Linked DNA regions of Homo sapiens: regions 1, 2, 4, 5 and 6 are each linked to region 3. A link is a loop called in an ENCODE intact Hi-C map of the cell type or tissue named here. Cell type or tissue: endothelial cell of umbilical vein. All regions are shown on one strand.

Region 1 (4,000 bases), 56 kb after region 3:
TCCAGAGTAACTTTTAGGCTTTCAAACTTTGGAATGTGACATTTATTAGGCCTGTAACTCCATCAAAAGTATTTAAAGCTCTTAAATTATTGTGGTTAAAAGAGTGAAAGTAAATAGATGTTCCCCTCTGTTGGTTTCATTATGCTGCAATTTTGTACACAGATTTGATGCTTAGGCACCACCCATGTTTATTACTGTATCATATTTTCTCATTTTGCAAGTTAAAACACAACTTTTTCATCTGCAGCCACATTAAACTCCACTTGGGACTTCAGGCCCAGCTGCAGTCTTTCTGTTTTCCGTTACCATCAAAAGCAATAAAATTCTGCAGTCAAGGCAGGTTTGGGGATGCTTGTGTTGCACCCAAACTGGCAGAAAGTCCAGCTCCTGCACTTGTACTCTCTCTCTATCTCTGCAGCAACATGGATGGAACCGAAGGTCATTGTCCTAGGTGAAATAACTGAGAAACAGAAAGTCAAAACCTACATGTCCTCATTTATAAGTGGGAGCTAAACAATGGGTGCATATGGACAGAGAGATTGGGATGATAGACACTGGAGACTCCAAGAGGAGAATGGAAGGGGGAAGAGAAATAAAATACTACCTATTGGGTACAACGTACACAACTCGGGTGATGGATACACTAAAAGCCCAGATTGCACCACTATGCGATATATCCTGTAACACAATTGCATTTGTACTCCTATATTTAAAAAAAAAAGTAAAGAGAGACATACTAGTCAGAAGAGATATACTTATGTTTGGTCACTCTAATAAATAAACAACCCCAGGAGCCACTTAGCAGTGGGAAGGCCAAACAGGGAGTCAATTTTAAGAACTATTTGCGAAATATCCTTCCTCTAACAAATAAACGGACTTCAATCTTCAGGATTGGATATAAGGGTTTCCAATTATTTTAAGGTAGGCATTATAACCTCAGGACAAAATGTATCTGCAAATTTCCCAATTTTTCAAATAAATGTAAGCCTCTTGGAAAGTTTTTGTTGTTCTTTATTTTTTTTTCTGGTAAATGTGAAAAAAAGTCAGATAAAATGCACCCGAAATCAGCACACAGGGCAGAGGTTGAGGAATGCTGCTGGAGAAAACCTCTGCAATCAACTGAGAACTGAGGGATGGCAGTGCGATATAGAACGGTGCCTTATTGAAATTTATTCTGTGGGTCACAGTACTTTTCAGCTTTTTCTTTCATTTTAGCTGATTAGACACAAGTTTAGTACACCTGTGGCCCCTATTCTTGTGATACTGGAGTGCTTCAATACCAGCGCCTGTCAGTACTTATCATTTAATTATGCTGATCTTTCAGGGTTGTTAGGATAGGTCAAAACATATGTTAAAGACTGGGCACGGTGGCTCATGCCTGTAATCCTAGTACTTTGGGAGGCTGAGACAGCTGGATCACCAGGAGTCAGGAGTTTGAGACCAGCCTGGCCAACATGGTGAGACTCCCATCTCTACTAAAAATACAAAAAAATTTTAGCTGGGTCATAGTGGTGTGTGCCTGTAGTCCTTGTTACTTGGGAGGCTGAAGTGGGAGAATTGCTTGAACCTAGGAGGTGGAGGTTGCAGTGAGCTGAGACTGGGCAAGAGAGCGAGACTCTAACTCATTAAAAAAAAAAAGTTAAATTCGTAATACAGTGAATGGTACTCAGAAGGTGCTTAATTAATGGTAGCTTTTGTTCTACCATCTTCAAGATTTATCAGAATAAAACATTTAATATAAAACTTCCAGGGAAAGTTGCAATACTTTTCTTAAATAAAATAGTTGTAGTACTACCTTTAGAATTTTTAGAAAGTCACAGTTTTTAAAAAACAACCCATTAGAATGTATGCATCTACTGGGGAGCATGAGCCACATGAACTCAAATTATTAATCCTGCTTGTGAGTCCATTTGACTAGAGCTGAGTCTTCTAATGGAAAAGCAATTCAGTAATCACTCTTTGGGATTCAGTAAATACCTCATAAATACTTATAAAACATGTAACAGACCCTACTGGGCATTGGGATTGGCATTAAGGTTTATTATTTGATTGTGTTTGAAATCAGAAAAAGCTAAGATTGTGCTACTTATTTTTTATTCAGAGAAGAAATTAACTGGTGACTGGAGCTGATTGACTAGAATGGAGCAACCCACTGGATGTTTATATTAGTCACATAGCAAATATTTTTTCTGAGTAATTAACAAGGATTACTTTATAGTTGAAAACAATTACGGAGCAATTTGTAATTTTCCAAGAGCTTTTCCAATCCTGGTCTTATTGATTCTTTATAACGATTCTATAAATTGTAGGTTATACTGTCTTGTGTATAAATTGTAGGTTATTCTGTCTTCTGAAGATAACCTAGGCTTTAGAGTCAGACAGTACTAGGGAAGAACCAGAGCTTCAACCCCTGTTGGTTATGTGACCTGGAACAGATTACTAAACTGTCCTAAGCTTTAGCTATTTCCATACATAAATTAAGATAATAATATTTACCCTGTATAACCATTATAGAAATTAGTTTATGATAAACTTAGCATTATGTTGGACACACTGCACGTGTTTAAATTGTCATCCATAGGGCTTACCTTTGACTTTTTTTTAATAGTGAGGATAGATTATACTAATCATTCAATTCCCTATTATCAAATTCTCTTGTGACACTACAAGATTACTGGCATGCCTGTAGATGTACTCTAGCCATGCAACAGAACATAGAATATTAAACCTCAAACCTTAAAATTTAGTAGACTACTCTGACCAGTTGACATAAAGAATGTGCTTATATTAATGAAATGACACTAATTTCACCACCATACAATCCTAAATGAACTAAAATCATAGGTGTACACTGGTCAATGGTTTATATCCAAGGAATGAAAATGTAAATTTTATTTCAATATTATTTACAAGTATTCAATTAAATGATTGAAATTATGAACTAATTACATTTCTACTGATGCAGTTTCAGCCACAGAGTTATCTGTGTCAATCACAGAAATAAAACCTGTGTATAGAACTAATAAAGCATCCAGAATTTTTTCACTACTCTCTTCAATTTGAACTCCAGTTTATTACCTGAATAAGAAATGAATCAAAGTATCTTAACTTTTTTTGATGATTTAGATAAATTTTTCTATTTTCATATGGTACAGATATCACAAATATATATTACATATATCAAACACATATATGTAACACATATATATCACATATATATCAGACACATATATAGCATATGTATAACACACATATATATGCCATGTATATATACATACACACACACACAACATATATATATATAAAACACATAGCATCAGGGGTGGGCTGGCGCTGCCTCATACGAGCTTGGCAGAGCCAATTCTGCTCATCTCCTTCCTAGTCTGTGTTCAGCGACATTGCACTGGGAGCTTGAAATCAGCCACAGGGGAGTGTATACACCCAGGAGTCACCAAATGTTACAAATCAGGCCTTTTTAAAATCCAGAGTCACCTTACAAGTACAACACAGCATAGCAGACATTTTTAAAATATTTGTTATATGAACAAGTGAATTAATAAATTCAACATATTTGTATTGTCATTAAGCATAGCAAACATTAGAGGAAGATGACCTCACTTACTAAAACTTCCAAGGCATGTGTCTGTAAAGCAAAAATGTGAGTTCTCTGAGGCAAATTTCAGAAATTATCAGAGTCTAATTTCTTCATGTTTTTGTCTAAATAAGTGGATGAAACCACGCTCCCTTCAAACTTAGGTATCCAGGAAAGCAAACCTAAAATGTTTATGGATCCAAACCAACGGCTTACATGATATTCTCTACATATATATCTGTGATTGTATAAAGTTTCTCCCCATAGGGAACAAGAAAAGAACTGCAGATATTTATCACCTTTTCTAGATTCTTAAGAGTCCTAAAATGTTATCTCAGAGAATGCTAGAGTAACATAAACTTTTTTTTTGTGAAAAATAAGTAAATCACTGCCATATGATGATGGTTA
Region 2 (4,000 bases), 130 kb after region 3:
GTTTTTTATATGAGATTCCAATTTAACTGGGTCTCCTGTATTTTATCTAGCACTCCTAAATAAGCTAAGCTTCAAACCTGAATGCTGGCACTGTAAAAATCACTCTTTCATCTCTTGGAGGTGTTGGAAAAAAAACAACAAAACAAAACTTGCTTTAAGTTTGTCAGGCTGGAGACTGGGTTAAACAGATCAGACATGGTGTTTCTATCAATCACATCTATATTCCTTGGGGTTCTCCAAATTGTGTTGAGAGCTGGGGAGGTGTGTTTAGCACACAGGTTATTATGCTTTGATAGCTACACAGCACTGGAAACCCATCATTTAGATTAAAATGAAATTTCTAAATGTTGTTTTAATGATGTGAGCACCACATTGCAAATGGGCCTCTTTGCTGTGGTCTTTAAAATAAAGTAATTGACCCTGACGCCATTCAACTTGGGACACATAACTCACGTCATGGTCAATTATCTCTTGGTGACTTCAACACAGTGGGAGCCATTGTCCACATAATGACTGTGGGGCTTGCAGAACCTACATAACTGCAAGGGGCCTCTTGAGTGCCTCACTTGCAATATAAGGGCTAACCAGTATTCATCTTTGCACCCCAGTACTTAGCACTGTACCTGGCACATTTATATTTGCAACAAATGCTTACTGAACACCTACTCTGTGCTAGGTGAAGGGGGTCACAGGAGGTAACGAGTTAGGTCCTGCCCTTGTTATTATAGGGTTTACAGTCTGGAGAAGGTGTTCAATAAATAAGAGTAGTACAGAGACCAATTCTTTGGGAACTGGAGGGTTTCTTAGCTACTTTGCACATAGATGAGGATATTGAGGCCCAATTATAGGCACCATATTGGGAGTTGGAAGACTGGGGCTCAGAAACCAACTTTTCCATTTAGCCTTTGAACAAGTCACTAAACTTCTCCCAGCCTCAGTTTCCTTATCTATAAAATGGAGATATTATATTCTATGTAATAGAATATATATGTAATAGAATATACATGTAATATATATATTATATGTAATATAATATGTAATAGAATAGAATATATATGTAATAGAATATAATATGTACATAGAATATCGCTACCTAACTGTTAAGGCAAAAATGAGATAACGGTCTAGAAAGTTAAAAGCATTATATAATTGCAAAAATAATGTTTAAAAACATAGAATTGAGATTGCCCAGTTGAACACTTAAATCTAGAGAGATAGCTTAGCATAATGGTTAAAAGCAGAGATGCTGGAGATAGGCTTCCCAGGTTTATATTCAGCCTCTGCCACTTACAGACCATTGAACCTTTAGCAAGTTATTTAACTTTTTGATTTTATTTTATTTTGTTTTATTTTATTTTATTTTGAGGCAAAGTCTCGCTCTGTCACCCAGGCTGGAGTGCAGTGGCGTGATCTCGGCTCACTGCAATCTCCGCCTCCTGGGTTCAAGCAATTCTCCTGCCTCAGACTCCTGAGTAGCTGGGATTACAGGGATGCACCACCACGCCTGGCTAATTTTTGTATTTTTTTTAGTAGAGATAGGGTTTCACCATGTTGGTCAGGGTGGTCTTGAACTCCTGACCTCGTGATCCACCCACCTCGGCCTCCCAAAGTGCTGGGATTACAGGCATGAGCCACCGCGCCCGGCCAAGTTATTTAACTTTCTATGCCTAAGTTTCCTCATCTGTAAAATGAAGACAATTATGATACTTACCACAAAAGATTATTGTGAGCATTAATTGAGTTGAAACATGCAAACATAATAAGCACCCAATAATTGTTATTGACAATCTAAATCTATTGCAACATTGGAGTATGGGAAAATGCGTGTGATGTTTTTAGGCCAACAAGGCAAACTTCCCATTTAATAGTCATCCTTCCATTCCAACATAGAGAGATTCATTTTGAGAATGTAGCAAAAAGAGATGTAAATTACACTGTCTGTGTCTTAAAAATTTTCAGGTCAAGAGATGTTTTTATAATAATGTACTATGATCAGAAACTTCTAAACAGCTCCCACATCAAAATATCAGCAATGGATAATGAAGAGAAATGGAAAACTGATTTATCCATTCCTAGTCAATAAAGAAAGCATGCAGTAGCTGGATTGGAAATACCCCTGCAGAGTGAGATTTACAAGACATAATATTGGAAGACAGATTTATCCCAGTTGAAAGTGGACTGCTGTTGAAGAAGGTTCCAGTGGAATTTATAAGACAAAGTCCTTGAATGAGGACTCAGAAGCCTTGGGGAGTCATGAGGTTTGCTCATGAGGCTTGCTAGGCACAAGCTGATTTGCATTTTTAAGAAGGCCAAAGTGTTTTCTGAAGATATTGCTGGGAAAAGAAAAAAAACAACTCAGGGCAATGGCATCAGCTTTGTTTAAAACTTCCTTTTACTCAGGACTGTCGGGCTGATAAATCAAAATTATGTGTCCAGTGAGGAAATGGGAAGTAAAACTGTTTCCAAAAGAAAAAAGAAAAGAAAACAAGTGATTCATTTTGGCCTAAATAATTGAAAATGCAGAAAGTCCAAGTGTTCCTGGCTGCTCAGCCCTGTGCTTACTTGTCACTTTTGCTGTTGTGTAGCAAATTCTATGATGAAGATTTGGAAGACAAGCTGCCAGCCTTGGCAAATCTTTAAACTATTTGGTAAAACCAGTTGGAACCCAACCCACAGCTACTTACAGGATTTGACTTCCTGTTCGCATGGAGCAGGATTCAGAATAAAGCAGTAGAACCATGATTGTGTTTACTTTGTGTAAAAGAAAAAAAAAAGAAAGAAAGAAATGAAGGAAACAAGAAAGGAAGGAAAGAGAGAAGGGAGGAAAAAAGAAAACAATAACTTAGAAATGAAAAAAAGAAAAAATGGGGCTGAAAAGTAGCCTTTCTGAGACATCAAATCAGAATTCTAACTCTTACACCACAATGTCTGCTGGGCATTTGGTTCATCTTTGGGGCCCAAGTCACATCTGAGCATAGCCCTCTAAGTGACTAAGACTCAAACAAAATGCAGAAGGTGAGCTTGTTAACGGCTCTGAAATATGATAGCTTTGAGTGGTAGTACCACCAATCAGAGAAAGTCACTGCACATTTTATTGGTGTCTAAGTAGAACATCAGCAACAGCCCAGGGAATAGGATTTCATGGTTTCTCAGGGTTTTCCTGCCAGGAATCCCAGGAACATTGGAAAATATCCATCCCCATTATACAACACAATAGAAAGAGTTAAATGACATAAGTTGTGCTACCTTGCACAATCGGTGAAAAATGCAAAGGAAGGAGATTTCTTTTTTCTGGCTGAGGCAATTGAGGAAGGCTTCCTGGGGACAGTGGCTTTGGAGCTTATCCCTGGAATATTGTAAGAGTCAATAGAAATTGGGCAGCAGGAGGGGTTACGGAGTGAAAAGTGAGAGAGAAACAACTCAGGACTCTCTGGTCAGTAAGAGTATTTATAAAAATGGAGGGTGGTTCTGAAAAGTTAGACAAGAGTAGTAAATCTAATTACATGTCTATTTCCAATATGAATGGAGATTAAAATTCCCTTTCCTATTTGTCAACACTTAATATACTACCGTGGAGAGTGGAATATTTATACTTTGTCCTAAAGATATAATTGGCTTTCAAATGTACAACTATTGGACTCATAAGATGGAAAGGGAGTAAAAGGATTGCCTAATGTAACTCATTAGTCTATGAGTAAAGTAACTGTGTAAAGTGGTTGGTTAAAAGGTCACAAAGCTAGTCAGCAGCAGGGCTGGGACTGGAATCTTAGCCTCTCGGTTCCAAATACAGGGCTTTCCCCAGGACATTACCCTCAAGCAGTTGGTAGAGATGCTTGGTGAATATATGGGAGGAGCCATTTATATGCTTATGGACCAAATAAAGAAACTGAAAAGCTGCTACAAGACCAATACCCAGCCACCACCCTTACAGGGCTCAGCAAAAGAGAAGGAAATTTAAAAATTCAGGCTTTGACATACATGGTTTATCTTTGCAAAGAAG
Region 3 (4,000 bases):
AAATAAAACATAAAATGGCTTTGATATAATAAATGTTACTATCATTGTTTAAAAATGTTGTGACCCGTCTGCTACAGTTTCTGAGAAAGATATTTTCCAGCACTCGATATTTTCTCCTCTCTCCCTCTTTCATATTCTATTAATGCAGATAAGGATGAAGAAAATCCTTAGGAGAGACTTGTTTTAAATCAATGTAATACAATGCCAGCATTGTCTCTCTTCAAGTTGAACTTTCAAATTAAATTTGGCATGAGTTTTACCAGAACTCCAAACAGCTTTGCTCCAGAGACACTGTATCTGCCCTATTAGGGAGAATTAATAATTCAAATGTTATGGTTGTGGTTAATTGCACTCATTAGGATAAGACAAGGACTGGAACATTTTTCTGTAGGACATACCCACATCCATTGCACCCCTGGCCAAGGCATTCAGAACAGTTTGGGCATTTTCAAAGGAATCATAATGACACAAAATGCACACATGGTGTAAATGTTGTCATCCTATGGGATCCAGTTTTGGAAGGGCCTGTAATGAATTTGGACCCAGGTATTGGATCAATTTCTGTATAAAGTTATGAAGAATCACTTATATATGGAAAAAGTCATCTGTTGTGGGTACTGACCCTGATTGTATTCACTCAGTTTCCTAAGAACGTTTTATTATATGGAATTCATTCAACCTTGTGAAATCTAAGTTATTGTTTCATAATGGGTAGTGGCAACTTTAAGGAAGACAGCACATCTTATTTAGGCAATTGGTTAGCTTTGACAACAGCGGGTGCATAGACCACAAATGGAGTAAACTGTTCTGTTGATCTTTTTTTCTGCTAGTTTGCTGATAACATATTTCAGTTTGAAATATGATTGGACCTTTTGATGTAAGAGTTGGGACTTAACCAGGGAAAAATTTATATAACCTGATCTGGATTTCATCATATTCAGTGAGTTTGTGAAAGGACATTTTTTTTTTTTACATGTGTCACATCGATTGACTATCTCTCCAAGCTCTCCTGGGTAGTGACTTATTTTTATTTCATTTGGTGTCATGTTTTCCTTTCTCTGTATGTCCTCTCTATGGCTGATGAGCAGTAAGTTAGGCCACGGAGTTTAGGGGAACAATGGTTCAATCTCCAGGTAAGTTTCTTCAGTCTCACTCTATACAGTCAGCACTGGCCAGCTCCCTAGACAAAGTGTATGAGATCATCCCAAGTCAAACCATGGGGGTACTGTGGTTGACCCCGGTAAGCCATCCCACTTCTGCAAAAACCAATCCAAGCAGAGGCTGTACTGATAACAAATATGTTACACCTTCTTTGGGTGTAGACCAGAGTGCATTTTTAATGTCTGTGTTTCTAAGCCTGCTGTCCAGAAGATCTTCTATTCATGACACTTTCCAAGATCTGTTCTTTCTCAGAAACTGGATTTAGTTATTGCACTCTACAATAATGTTAGGCTGGAGAAAAATTGTAGATTTGTTTGCAAGGAATGTGGTGTCAATCGATTGAGGGCAATTTGCATGCAATCCTAAAGTTTAAGTCAGGTTTTAATTTTGATTTGGTGATACATCTTTGAAAATGCTCAATTTTTACTTTGTCTGATAAGTATGCTTCTGTCCTTTGAAAAGTAACTCCATCTTTGTATGAGTCATTCTACCCTTTTATTGTTTTCAGTGTGACTCCTAAGTACTGGACACTCAGTAAGGACTTATTGATGGTTATAATGTTTCATAGAATATTTGCATAAATGATCTTTGTAGAAAACAAATTGAACTTTTCCATTGAAACAATATTATGTCATATTAGCATTAAGAGGCACTTCATAAAAAAATTTTAGTTAACACTAACTGAGCATCCAATCTACTTTCTGTTTGTTGAAGCATTTATGGTTCCTACTCAAGACAAGAAAAATAACAAGGAAAGAAATAACTCTGAATACAGAACATTTTATTACAAAAATAAAAAAATGAGAGCATATCTGTTAGCTCTTGCCAACTTTTGAAGTATGGATTCTATTTGTCTTTATTACAGTGTATTCCCATAGTGACTTTTCCCTATTTATTAATTTTTGAATGTTACTATAAAACAGAGATATGTGCCTACTGGAAATAGTCAAAGCTATTTCAAGAAACTTTACAAATGAGAAAAATATACCAACACATCTTTGAACTATTCTGTCAATAAATTAGGAGCTATGCAATTATTTTATATCTCCTTATAGTTCTTTTTGAAAAAAAGTCATATGCATTATCACAATAAAATGTCCTGTTAAAACTATAATAATTGTGATGACTCATAGATACGTGATTCTTCTTATTAAGAAAAAAAGGACAGGAAATCCAATATAAATGAGCTGTTTTCCTCAGTAGTGTAATAAAACTTGGATACTGGTATATGAATTTTTGATTATATCATCCACTGATAATCTCTGGCTCATTTCCTCCCAGTGAAGAATCAGTCTCCTTCCTCCCTGCACCAGCCCCCTTTGGCCACTAACATTTTAGCAACCCTACTCCCTCAGATGGGGAGGAGGCCTCCCAGTCACAGCCACCACAGTACAATATATTTTAAGGGCTGTAAATTTTCACCGTCAGATTTGAGCCAAGGGTGTTAAGCTCCAGAAGATACACATCTGCTTCCTACTCAGATGGTCTTTGTTGTGCTTCTTGGTAGAGGGAGAGTTGTAATGCCACAAGAATAAATCCCAAATGGGGTGTGTGTTTGCAGGGGGGTGGTAAATTATGGTGTTTTCAAAAGAAGTGCTCATGACTGCAAATATATCTAGCCTCAATTCTGCTCTTAAATTCTCTGTTTCTTTTCAGAGTTACATGATAATATTTTATTGCTCTTTAATGAACAGAGTGAGTCACTATTAAATTTCAAAAGTGAAAAATTATTTTGTAACCTGAGTCACAACCCCTGAATGTATCTCGTTTCTAAGTTTGGATTTCCAAATGTCAGGTTTTTCTAAATAGGATCACATGAATACAGGACCAGAATATAAAAGAAATGTCTAAGCAACTACTTGGGAAGGGTGGCTATAGTCCATGCCAATATATCCAGCTCATGAGTGTTTATTAAACACCCACAAGTTTGATCAAAGAATACTTAGTGTTAGATGTATCTTAATGTTCTCACTACTCTCATACCTTGTTAACCAAGAGGGAAAGATGATAGACCAATTTCAAACCTAGCAGAAATGTGAACAGATAAATATAGTAAATCCTCAATTTACAAATGAGCTTTGTTCCAAATTGTTTGTAACTGGTTCATCTGGAACTGTCCTTGCATTTTCCCATAGAGACAAAATTATAAATGGTAGTTAGGTTTCCTAGCCAGCCCAGAGAATATACTTAAGCCCTATGCAGCTGAACACTAGCATTAGAGAACTTGATCGCCAAGTTTCTGTGGAAATATGCATTTATTTATTTACTCAAATATGACTTGAGTGTTCACCTGATTGGAATACAGAGACACCCTTAGCCTCTGATGATGGGGCATCATGGTCTAATCAGGCAGTGATTGCCCATTCCTTAGTGTCTGGGTGGAAGATAACATAGTGTGTTACTTGGATACATAGGACAGTAAGCTGGAGGTGGAGGGGGTCAGGCAGGACTCTCAGAGGATGCCTGAGATGATTTTGTTTTGCTGGGAGAGAAGGATGGAATCAAGAATGGAAGTTGCTTTGGGTATGGGGAGGGGCAGGAGCATGAAAGCTTAAAATAGCTTAGCCCATTAAGGGCAAGTGGGGAGGTTGATTATCAGATAAGTGAGGGCTAGACTAATATGGATTGCCACATATGGGTTTGTATGTTCCATTTGAAGATGGGATTTCAAGTAGAAGACTGATACGATCATATTTACACTTCAAAACTTCATTTGGTCTCTGTATTAATACTGGATAGAAGAAGCCACCAGCACTGGATAAAAGAAAGCCTCAGAGCCTGCTGGAATTATCTGAGGGAAAATTGATGAGGCACTAGGGCAGGGTAGATGGGGAAGGAG
Region 4 (4,000 bases), 69 kb after region 3:
AGACAGAAAAAGGGAAGTGACATGCAGAAATCAGAAGTGAGGTACAGAAACAACTGGATTGGTTACAGCTCAGCGTTTGGCTTATTTGAACACAGTTTGAACACTCTACAGTGTTTGAGTGGTTGACATGGCTGCTGGGATTGGCCAAGACCCAACCACTGTTACAGGCACACACTCCCAAGTTACGTTCTCAATCTTGTCTACCTATTAAGTTGGTTGCAGTTTGTCCCCAAGGACTCAAATATAGAAATACAGAGTCCTTCTCTGGCCACATTTAGTTTGCTTTAACAGAAACAACATGATGTTTGCTGAAACTGTTAGTGTGTCTGAACTGGTGGTTCATCGGGTTTGAGTTGAGGTGAGTGAACGGCAGGAAATGTGACTGAGAAGACAGTCAGGGGCTGTGTTTTCACCATGGGAGCTTATCCTGTGTGGAATGGGAGCCTGTGAAAAGTCCAAGAAGGGGATCAGCATGATGGAATTTTGGAAGAATCCATCTGGTAATAGTGTGAGAAAAGGTAGAGTGAGAGCTGTGGCTGTTATCGGTTGAGTAACTGTTCAAGTTCGAGGTGCTGAGGATTTGCCTGAGGCAGAGGAGGGGTGGGTCCTGAAAGCATTTTTTGTTTAGATGAGAGAGGAAGGAGGCTAGGTTAACCATAAAACCCTCGGCTTTGATGGCTGAGCGAATGGCACTGCTTCCAACTCACCTGGGGTTTGACAGGATGGGTTTGAGGGGCCTCTGTGCCATCTCTTCTACAGAGGACTGGATGGGAGTCTACTTCCTTCCACTCACCAGTGGTTTGAATTGTCAGAGGACTGATGGCCTCAGCTCTGGTCCTGGCTCCTTCCTTTCCGGGTAATCCCGCCACCACAGGTGGGCGTTTCACTTATTACTCCTTTCTCACCTGCCTGTGGTGAAAGCGATGCCTGCCCTAGAGGATGCTGGGAGGAGTAATGCAGAGGTGGCTGTGAAAGGCCACACAATACTCGGGTCCTGATGAGCAGCATCACTTCTGTGATGGCTGTCATTTTCTCTGTTCAGCCGTTTTCAAGAGTGTTAAGAAATAGCGGGGCTCTGTCCCAAGATTCCCCTTTCTTTGTAAAGCCTAAGAAAGCAGATGCTCCGGATAAGCAGAGAAAACTCAGCATTTCTGAGGGTTTGTGGGTTTGAGTCAACATTATGCTATCACCTTTTAGTGCACTTAATAATTAAGCTTACAGTAGGTAGCAGACAATGGCATCGAGCTGGGTGTGGCTTCAGAGCCAGCCGAGTCCTTTCTTGAAGCTCTACAAAAGCCTCTATGATATTTCTCCCCACCTTGGAAATTTTTAAATAGTTTAAACATTTAAGCAGATTTTAATGTTTTTTATTTAAAAAATGGAAGGAATAAAAAGGCCACAGTAGAATCTTCAGGAAAGACAGTGGTTGCAGTTCTGTACATGTGAAAGTCAAAAAGTGGCTAAGAAAAAGATGCTCCGCCTGCCACTACTAAAAAGAAAAAACGTTTGCCATAAGCCACCATGACTCAGAGTTCACAGATGGGAAGAAACAGATAAATTAGAGCAAAGTTCCTGAAAATGTTCTGTGACTGATACTGCTTCCTGTAAGTGACTGGAAAGAGCTAGTGCTGATTTGAGTAGACATTGGTTCTTCTAGAAGAGCCAGAAGGTTTCACATGGATTTTTTTAATGTTGGAAAAACCAGGCAGGAGAACAAAAAAAGGAGAAAAATTCTTTCCCCCCTTCTTTTAATATCGTTTTCAGTAGCACAATGCATTTAAAGTAAGGCACAGTTTCCTCAGAGTAATATGGCCTCAGGACATGATTTAGATGGAAAATTTAAGTAAGATTAATGCAATTTATTATCCAACAGGATATCCCTACAAGCCACACTATTTGGCTGAATTTTAGATTCCCAATCTAATATTTCAGATGAGATTTCCAGATGGGTGTCTTATTCCTCTATTAGTTTAGTCAGGGTGATATAGAGTTTGTAAAACAGGAGAGGTTAAACTAGTTTTAACACTTGATTAATCATTGAAATTACTTTGTTACTGTTTGAATTCACTGACTTTTGTTTATTAAGTAACTCCCTAAGACCCAAAGCCAACACAAACTAGAGGCACCTTTCCAGCTTTGCTAATTTATTTGATGACTTCTTCAAAGGAAATTTTTTAAAAAGTAGTAAATTTATGGTTACATTGAAAGGCTGCTCAATGCTTGCCCTTTGCCTTGCTAAAAAGTAAAGTGTGGGTTTATAAGACTGGGGGAAAATGTACACACACACACGTGTACACGCACACACACACACACACACACCCCATATTCCAATTTCCTGGAACATTACGGGGCAGATAAATCTTTAAAACAAATTGGATAAATAATTATCAGAACCTTTGCCACTTCTATCAAGAAACAGACAGATAATATAGAAACCGTCTGAGGTGACAAACCACACATATATTCTGCCATTTTATAATCTGCTAGCAGGTCTATTAAGGGAGGTAGATTCTAGTGCACCTGGCAAGGCTGCTTTGAATGATGGGATGAGCTGAGTGAAAGGGCCATAGACAGCAAGACTCAGTGCTTAGCGTGGAGTGAAGGGGGAGGAGGGCTGATTCCAATATGGGACAAAGCTCCAAACCAGAAATTTTTTTTGGGATATGAAAATTTCCTGAAGTCTGGGTTTGTTAAATTGATTACAATCTCTTTTCAGAGACCTATCAGGAGCAAACTAGTGAGTTGCAGACATAAATTTGAATTCCAGAGTCTCCTACTAACCCAACTCATAAATGAATTCCTAAATGCTGACTGAGCCAGAAGACCCAGCATTGGAAAACCACTTGGCAGGAATCATTAGTTTCAAAATGAGATGAACTGCTCTATTTAGCCCTCATTCAAAACTTTACAGAAATGCCAGATTTCCATAAACACAGGTTTCCTTGAATTTCCAGGGCTCTGATTAACTGGTGGATGAGGGTGCCTCACAAATACAGATTTGTATGCAATATTCAGCTTGGAGGAGATTGGAGGTTGGAAACCAACACAAAGTATTCCTTCTCCTTTCTAATGTTAACTCTTCCTTGTTTTTCAGAAGACTTTTTTTGTTGTTGTTATAAGGAGTTTGGACAATTAAGAATTAGTCTATGGTTTAAAGACATAGTTATAGATCATATTCTTGTCATTTATGTCATCATCTGTTAAGCTTTTTATGACTGATTGACAACCCACTGCTTTATAGTGTGGCTTTATTGCCCCAAAGGAATGAGAGAATTGAAAAATACACTTCTGTCTCTGCTGAAAAAGTCATAAAGTTGTGGCTTCTGCTAAGTAAAGAGATTGCTTGCAAAGAGATATTTTCTTTTTTAAATGTGTTTTCATTTTTTTTCTTTCTGCCATTTTTCTTCATTGATACTGGCACATTAGATAGAGTACCTAACATTGGCACAACATAGATCTATAGAGTTAAAACTTTTGGTGGTTGCATATTTTCGGCTTCCATGTTCAAGTCAATAAAGCAAAATAAATTTGAAGGGTAAATAGCCAATTTCTGTATTCTGAAAAGCTATTTCCTTCCAAGGGAGTGAGTTTGGAGCCGGACTGACTTGAGTTATCACATGGATTCCATTGCCTCTGTGGGCTTTTCCTGTATTTTGTTCGATGCCTGTCATTTGTCCATGGGGATTTTAAACACAAGAGATCATGCAAGAGGAAAATACTAGTTCAGTTAGTTAAAATGCTGAACAAAGTTGAATCGTTTGTTTTTTGTGGAAGGACTAAAATGTATTCAAACAACAGGTACATTAGTTCTAGGTTGAAGCTTAACTTACAACAGAAATAAGCCCCACAGTTATCAACATGTTTGATACCAGTTTTAACCTGTTTCTGGGTGGTAGAAATTCATACGCTTGACACAATGCATTGAATCTTACAGGAGGGTCTCCAAAATTTGAGCTTCCAGTTATAGAAGGAAGTGGTATAAAAGTCATCTTTAGGCCAA
Region 5 (4,000 bases), 180 kb after region 3:
TTAAACAAGTTCTGTGACGTTGACCAAGTCCGTTATGCTCTCTGGGCATCGGTTTCTGCATCTCTCAAATGTGTAAAGCTGAAAAACAATTCTATTCCTTCTCTCATAGCTCCTTATTCTCTGCTTCTGTGAGTCTCATTCTGGTTTGGACACGCATGGTATGGACAATCAAAATCCACACATGACCTCTGGTCCTCTTGTTAGCCAATAGATTTGATCTTCTCTTAAAACACTTTAACTCGATTGACTCAAAAGAAACCAAATGGACTATTTGGACACATTCTTTGCATCTTGCTCTGCTGACCTCATAGAGTTTTTATGAGCAATTAAAAGATCAAGGAGGGAGGAGAAGAAGCAGGAGAATCAAAGGCCTTAGTCCACTCACAAGCTGGGTAGTCATTCCGAATCCTAAGTAAGTTGTCCTTCAGTCCTCAGTAGCCTGTGTACAGCTTCATCTCCTGTAGTACCACTGGAAATCCTGGATTTCCTCCGTAGAGTGGTTTTTAGCCTCTGTAAGCTATAAAGCTCAATGAGGTGATTGCTGTCCTCTGTGAAGATGAAGGCAGTTAAACGTCATCTGTAGGAGCCACCCACCTAGTCATGCTTCTGAGAATGGCACTAATGTGAATGGAGCCACGCGTCCCCACATCCTGTATTCTGGTGGGAATGCATGCATTCATTTGAGTAAAGATTGGGTGACAGTGCCCCAGGAGGAGTTGTCACATCTGTGGTTATGGAGCTATTTTCATTTATTTGTTTGTTCTGAAGTGAATGGATCATTTGTGAATTAAATAGTATTTTAGGCTGTGTGCGGTGGCTCATGCCTGTAATCCTGACACTTTGGGAGGCTGAGGCGGGTGGATCACCTGAAGTCAGGAGTTTGAGACTAGCCTGGCCAGCATGGCGAAGCCCCATCTCTAATAAAAAAATAGATATATAAAAATTAGCTGGGCATGGTGGTGGGCACCTGTAATCCCAGCTACTTGGGAGGCTGAGGCAGGAGAATTATTTGAACCTGGGAGGTGGAGGTTGCAGTGAGCCAAGATCACGCCATTGCGCTCCAGCCTGGGTGATGGAGCAAGACTCCGTCTAAAAAAAAAAAAAAAAAAGTATTTTAGTGCCTTGATCTAAATTAAGTCAACACTTAATTTACTTACTTGATTTAAGTAAATTAAGCCAACATACACTTGTTTATTACCTGCCTGAATGACCTATTGACCATGAGAATGAAATTTTATTGGTAGTGTAAAAAAAATTATGAAAGTTTGTTTACATTAATATCCAGCCTTCAGGGTGAACCACACTGAAGTTCTCCCTGATTGGGAAAAAATATACATATTTTTTCTTATCAGAATCTTATTTTTCTTATTTCAGAATCTTCAAGAGAAGTAGAATTTACTTTCCATGACCCCTACCACTTTGAAGAATATTTAGTAGTTGTTTTTTCTGGCATGTCTTTGTCAAAAGAATTATTTTTTATGCCAAAGAAACCTAAGAAGTATCCTAATGTCAGCACCTTCAAATGGAAAATGTTTCAAGAAGGCTTCTCATCATCAACCTGCTTTCATGTCCATTTTCATGTGAATTGTTGATGGGAAAATAGAATTTCATCACTACCGTTGGTGAAGACATTCCTAAGAACACAGAGTTAGTGCATGCAGTTACCTGGGGGGGTTGGGAGGGGGTGGGGGAAGAGGGCTTGCAGAACTTTATAGCAGCCCAGGCTCACTAAGATTTGCTATGTCCACTTATACACCTTATGAAGTCCTCTATGCCATGGCAAGTTCTCTTGGGAGTCACACCTTCATTTCTTGGGTCCCCTTGGGTTTTTCAGACCACCACTTATTAGTCACATGATCATTAAAAAGTAAATGCACCTCTCTGACATCAATTCTTAGTTTGAGAAATAGAATAATAATTCGGACCCAGCCTACCTCAAAGGCCCATTATCAAGGTCAAAAATGATGTATGTGATGAGCTTTTTAAAAGTAAAATTTATGAAGCAAACACGAAGTAGTGAATTGTGGTGATATCAACATTTTGATACAAAACTCACTTGGTTTAGTAATTTGAAGAGGATGCCATCTATATCTTTTTATAACCGGGAGCTTTTGATACCTTTTTCCTAAACTACAAAACTCATAGAACCTTCGTTAGCTTCTCTGTGCCCCAGCCCTTCAATAAATTGACATCACAATAGAGGTTAAAATAAGGCAAACTCACAGTGGCCTAGAGATACGTGTTTGTGTGTGTCTGTGTGTGTGCATTTAAGAAGATGCACGTGTACCTTTGACCTAGCACCTACCTGTGTTCATACAATTAAAAAAGAAATAATGACTCATTAAGCAAACAAGTTCTAGAAAAAAATACTCATTTAATACAATCACAGTGACTTCCTCACTGTTTCCACTTCATTGCTCCTTATGTGAGTAAAAACAACATGCTAAATGGAGACTTTCAGGACCCCGTGGGACCAATTAATGCCACGTGACTTCCTCCCTGCCTTCCATGAAAATAACTATATTATAATGGTCTGTGATATTAATATCAGCTTTGGAAAAGTCAGGCAGTGACTCCATAGGGAAGGAAGTGGCCTGTGCAAGAACTGTGGAATGTGCAGTATTTGACAGACTGGAGGCCACATCTTTTTATAAGCTACATCACAGAGTTAAACAAGGTGGGGGCACCAACTGGGCTAGTGGGTTAATTCAGGTTAAAAGGCCACCAGGGTAGTCTATCTCTGATCTTGAACTCCAAGAAAATGTGGTTACTGGGGGGAGTTTTGGAAATTAAAGTTCTCAGAAATAAAACCATTTCCAAAGCATTATTTTCCTCTGAATTTCTCCAGATTTCTGCCCACCACAGAGGCAGGATGTATTTTGACAACCTCTGTTTGTATTGGAGGGTAGACCTGGGATGAGGAGTGGTGGGTACACCTCCCAAGTGTGTTGGCAGCTTGATGGGGTTTTCCAGTGACAGTGGAGCACAGCAGAACCAAAGGGAATGTGAGCCACAACACTGGTAGCCAGTCCAGGCTTCCTTCAAATGCAGTTATAGGAATCCCAGGCCCATGCAACACCCAGGCCCCATCCTAGTCCCACTCCCTGCTGGGTCCTGGAGAGATTCAGTGTTCTCCCTGTGGCTAGGCAGATTCTCCTCTCTAGCATATGGCAATGAGCCCGTTAATTTTCTTGGTTGTAAATTGCTGTAGTGCATTAACAACACTCAAGGGTGGTCCCAAAGCACAATTGAGGATATTAAGTTCTCCTGGGAACAGATGTTTAATGGTACATCTAATTATCCAGGAAAGATTGCCTAAGACAATGATCTAGATCCAATTCCTGGACAGTGGCTAATGGTTTGGCCAGACAGTCAGAGGCTTGGAAGGAATAATATTGGAGAATTGGTGATGGGGAAGATTAGGGAAGAATGAACCCAATGTATGAGAATATTTGTGCTTCATCTGCATGATCCCCCAAAGGTTCCCACTGTGGGGAAAACTTTAAATAATTAAGATGAAAAAATGACTTTTTGTTGTTGTTCCTAGAGATGTCCATCAGAATCTTTCCCTGGTGCTAGACCAATGGACTCCAGAGCAGCCATGGTGGCAGGGATGAAGGCTATGCAGGAGCCTAATGACAAGGACTTTCTCTCATCATGGTGACCTGCCTAGTGACTCAGCTGAATTCCTAATTGATCAGGAGTAGCAGCCAGGTCTGACAACCAGTATGACACTGTATCAAAGAGTTCCAATCAACTACCTGGTAGAAGCCAATTATATTGAACCCTTCCATCGTGGTAGGGGCAGAAATTACCCTCACTGGAATAGATAGCTATTCTATATATAAGTTTACCATCACTGCTCTACTGTGCTTCTACTAACACTTTCATCATGTTTAAGAACTCAAATTCGTAAACATCACAATGGAAGTCTCATTCTACATTCTTATGTTTTATAATCATATTATTTTCTTGACATTTATTTTCCAAATTCTTGAAA
Region 6 (4,000 bases), 170 kb after region 3:
AAAATCTATACAATAAATTATTCTTTTTAACACAAACATAAATTTTCCTCAAACATTTTTAAGAATAATTAATACACCAGGAAGATAATTTATGCTTATCTGGGGCCTTGCATATTCACTATCAGCATGGCCAGGATCCAGGAGGTCACATGTACCTGTCTGAGAAACATGAAATTGATGTGTTGTCCTCTGAGCTATCCCTGAAAGAGTAGACTTCAGGTACTATATTGACGACTGTCTACCTCATCTTACAACCCCCAACTGGATCAAGTAACCACAGATCTTGGTTATAGAAGACAAGGGTTTAACAGGACACTAATAGCAATTATGTCATGTTCTAAACCTTTTGTTTTTATTTGCTTGGAAGCTGAGGCCCAGGAAAGTTGAAGGACTTCCTCAAGGTCACAGAATCAGGACTAGTTTCTAGACCTCCTAACTCCAATCCCATTTGAACTTAGGGGGTAGTATATGACTGGTGTCTGACTGATACCAGTCAGAAAACAGATGGGTTGTGTGGATGAATCAGCTACACTTCTATCCTTTTCACATAACCCAGACAGTTCAAAGGAGTTGGAGATGCATTTGCTGTATTTTGCTTTTTGCAAAGGATAAGTGTCTCTTCCCAACTTTTATGATTTGAATAATGATTTAACAATGAAGATCCTGGAAACACAAACTCTATGGGAGGTTGGTAAACTTTTATTTATAAGATATGCTTATAAATAAAGGATATCTTTATTTTCAGTGCTGGGCTGCTCAGGATTAGACTAGAGTGAAGAAAACTGGATTGTATTTAGATTTTTCTGATATATTTGAAAGCTGAAAAGAAAGTATAGGAAATAAATACTTTTTTTTCATTTAAGATTTTAAAAGGAATTTAAGTGCTTGTTAAAAAAAAAGTTGCCTCTTGACTGTCGGTAATCTTTTCGGCAGACATAGAAAGGGAAACCTTTATACCTTTGTATTTTTAGTTCCTAACAAAGGACAACTGTGCATGAATGGGGAGAACATTAACCCCCACTTGCCCTCAAATGTAACCTGTGATCACATTGTGCCAACTACACCAGTGAGCACCAACAAATATAGTTATTAATTGAGGTTTCTCAAACATCTGGACTTTTGGCACCCAGAACCAAAATAGCTGGACATTTGTTTGAATTCTCTACTTGTTTTCCAAGCTTGACATTGAGTCAGAATAATAGCAGTTATAGACTACTTCCTATATGCCAGAGTCAGGCTAAATGTTTTACCTGTATTAGCTTGTTTAACCTTCACAACCATCAAATGAGTCCTAAAGTATGAATGATTCCTTTTAGAGATGAGGGTACTGAGGCTCAGAGAAGGAAGCACAGAGCTGATATGAGAACACTGTCTGTCTGATTATAAACCCTGAACTGAGAGTGTTTCATTTTGGCAAAATGACTACAGAGGGCAACAAATGATATAAATCCAATTTGTAGCTACCCTACTAAAAGAAAGAGTGACTGTACAATATCTGAGTTAATAACATTACTCAGTAGTATCACCATTGTTAGCAAATTTGATAATTTGGGGAAAATTTTTCCTTCTCTTGAATTACTCTGATGCATTCAAATTCACCTGATAATTGTGTATTACATGTATTACCCTTTGAGTATTAAAACAACTGAAAATACCTGCATCTTTGTCAGATTAAATAATTTAGAAAATGAAAAAATACACAAAAACAAATTAAATAAACATAAGACTCAATCCCTGGGTTAAAGATGAATATTGCAGTTTTCTTTACTAGTTAGTGGCTAGAGTTTTAACTAGGTAACCTTGAGCAAGTTACTTAATCTCTTAAGCCTCAGTTTTCTCATCTTTAAAACACAAATGATAACAAAACCTACTTTAGCCTACTTTGCTAAAGGATGGAATAAAAAAATGCATGTAAAGTGCTTAACACAGTGCCTGGCTTATAGCATGGTTTCAAAACATAGTTAATTATCTGTCATAACTTAAGCTGGTACCATGGGAGAACTGGAATTCAGAAGTACACCTGAGGTCTACTCCCACCAATGGGGTGGGGGGCTGGGGTGGGTCACTGGAGAGCAGAGAAACCTCATGCAACTTTCACCCTTTCTCCTTGTTTCTGGATCTTCAGTCGCAGAAGTAAGCCAGCTTCACTTCCTCTGTTACTACTGCCCCCTGCTGGCTGGGGAGGGAAAGATGCGATGGCAGAGCTGAAATTGTTTGCTTTCCTTTCTCTGCTTCTCACACTTCTCTGTGCCAGGTCTTCAGGTTTCTTTAAATATTAAAGCTGACTAACCCTAGCCTCCTGTAAAAGGATGTGAGAGCATGAATATGATCACTCTCTCTTTAGTACTGTAAAATTTTATGGTTATGTAGAAATTCAATGTTAAAAAAACCCCAACAACTCTATGATGAAATTTCTCTGGATAAATAATTAGTTATGCCCAGAGACACATTGTGGGGGCAGTGCATTTTTTGACCTTTCAACATAGACAGATGGTTTACGCATCTTCAGCATTCAGAGTTTTCTGAGGAGCATTATATAATCTCAGTGTGGTCACCAAATGAAATAAGAAATTCCTCATTTGGCAGATGGAGCTTGCGTATCGAGTTCATAAACTTTAATACTTCTCCCAAGTCCAAAATCAGAGACAACCTGCTCCCAAGTCAGTTTCCCATTTGCACTTAATTAGGGAGTGTGTTTTGGAGGTCAGTGAAAACCAGTGGAGTATGTTTTCATAATAACTTCCCTCACAATAAAATTATTTGGGAGGCAGCTATCCAACTTTTTCTGGAATGAGGGCAAGAAAAATGGGGACACAAAGTGAAGTTATTGGATACCTTATCTGGAACTGCCCAAAATGTTGACTGAGATCCAAAGAACACACAGTACCTTCTGGATCAGGGAAAAGGAGCCAAATGTTTTTATAGTCCCAACAATTTTCTTAACTACAATTTTGCTTCATTTCTAACAACGAAGTGAAGTACTTTTAAGGATTCCAAATACTAGAGAACAAAAGCCTTCTCAGAGTTGTAATCATGTCATACAGAAATAGAGACAGTAAGTATCCTGGTTAAGGAAAATGTGAATATGTGGATGAACAAAAGTGACTGGTAGTTAGGACAGGTAGCCAGACTGTCACTTACTGGCTGGATGCTTTTGTGTATTTGGGTTTAACAAAGATAACATGGTGAGTCCCAAACATGTTGCACCTCACTTTATAAAGTGTGATATCACTGTAGCTGTAGGAAAGTGTATTGTGCTTGTATTAGCCTTTTTCTAAAATGTCCTAGAATAATTCTAAGTCACAAATCAAATTAGAGAGAGTAAACTTCCTTAATAGATTAAGAAATCAAATTCTGATAGACTAGTACTTCTTTGTAGTTTTTTAAATAATATTTTTGCTATTTTTTCTGAGACAGAATTTTGCTCTTGTCACCCAGGCTGGAGTGCAATGGTGCAATCTCGGCTCACTGAAACCTCTGCCTCCCGGGGGTCAAGCTATTCTCCTACCTCAGCTTCCCGAATAGCTGGGACTACAGGCATGTGCCACCACGCCCAGCTAATTTTCTTTTCCTTTCTTTTTTTTTTTTTTTTGTATTTTTAGTAGAGATGAGGCTTCTCCATGTTGGCCAGGCTGGTCTCAAACTCCTGACCTCAGGTGATCCACCCACCTCGGCCTCCCACAGTATTGGGATTACAGGCGTGAGCCACTGCACCTGGACTATTTTTGCTATTTCTAAATTGCATTTGGCTTTTATAACTCCCATCAATCTAGAAGGACATGGCAAGATCCATAAATTTCTGAATTGTGGTTGGTGAACTTTTATCTCAATATGAAGCTGATGGCTGCAATATGTTGAAAGGATTTTCAACCTCATATACAGAATATGGTTAACTGTTTCCTCTTTCTCTTACTCGTACACACACACACACACACACACACACACAATGACTTGAGGTAAGATTTGTTATAATTATACTGTGTATGTTCAGTGAGAAATT

Evidence for each region. A loop is a pair of places that touch in the nucleus more often than their neighbours do. Peaks named below come from ENCODE experiments on the same cell type or tissue, not always from the same donor. Only the 100,000 strongest peaks of a DNase experiment are listed, where the experiment ranks them.
Region 1: a loop joins it to region 3, with 2.0 times the contacts of the local background. A loop is called at or near these places in 4 of 110 quality-filtered maps.
Region 2: a loop joins it to region 3, with 4 times the contacts of the local background. A loop is called at or near these places in 5 of 110 quality-filtered maps.
Region 4: a loop joins it to region 3, with 2.2 times the contacts of the local background. A loop is called at or near these places in 4 of 110 quality-filtered maps.
Region 5: it touches region 3 in a loop (7-fold over the local background); 5 of 110 quality-filtered maps call a loop at or near these places.
Region 6: it touches region 3 in a loop (5-fold over the local background); 5 of 110 quality-filtered maps call a loop at or near these places.

The regions. Positions count from the first base shown.
Region 1 is chr1:221,085,959-221,089,958 of GRCh38, forward strand. The region is part of intron 5 of LOC101929750 (a long non-coding RNA gene); the gene reads left to right. Among named protein-coding and RNA genes, the nearest start is that of HLX-AS1, 210 kb to the left of the region's middle. In endothelial cell of umbilical vein, no CTCF peak of the experiment used is centred here; no DNase peak of the experiment used is centred here; H3K27ac peaks cover 565 bases.
Region 2 is chr1:221,159,375-221,163,374 of GRCh38, forward strand. No RefSeq gene overlaps it. Among named protein-coding and RNA genes, the nearest start is that of LINC02817, 170 kb to the right of the region's middle. In endothelial cell of umbilical vein, no CTCF peak of the experiment used is centred here; a DNase peak (open chromatin) is centred at 2,387; H3K27ac peaks cover 564 bases.
Region 3 is chr1:221,030,370-221,034,369 of GRCh38, forward strand. No RefSeq gene overlaps it. Among named protein-coding and RNA genes, the nearest start is that of HLX-AS1, 150 kb to the left of the region's middle. In endothelial cell of umbilical vein, no CTCF peak of the experiment used is centred here; DNase peaks (open chromatin) are centred at 1,692 and 2,472; H3K27ac peaks cover 2,264 bases.
Region 4 is chr1:221,099,180-221,103,179 of GRCh38, forward strand. The region is part of intron 5 of LOC101929750 (a long non-coding RNA gene); the gene reads left to right. Among named protein-coding and RNA genes, the nearest start is that of HLX-AS1, 220 kb to the left of the region's middle. In endothelial cell of umbilical vein, no CTCF peak of the experiment used is centred here; a DNase peak (open chromatin) is centred at 1,562; H3K27ac peaks cover 282 bases.
Region 5 is chr1:221,214,750-221,218,749 of GRCh38, forward strand. No RefSeq gene overlaps it. Among named protein-coding and RNA genes, the nearest start is that of LINC02817, 120 kb to the right of the region's middle. In endothelial cell of umbilical vein, no CTCF peak of the experiment used is centred here; a DNase peak (open chromatin) is centred at 2,482; H3K27ac peaks cover 462 bases.
Region 6 is chr1:221,201,482-221,205,481 of GRCh38, forward strand. No RefSeq gene overlaps it. Among named protein-coding and RNA genes, the nearest start is that of LINC02817, 130 kb to the right of the region's middle. In endothelial cell of umbilical vein, a CTCF peak has its summit at 2,188 (motif pointing left); a DNase peak (open chromatin) is centred at 2,150; H3K27me3 peaks cover 147 bases.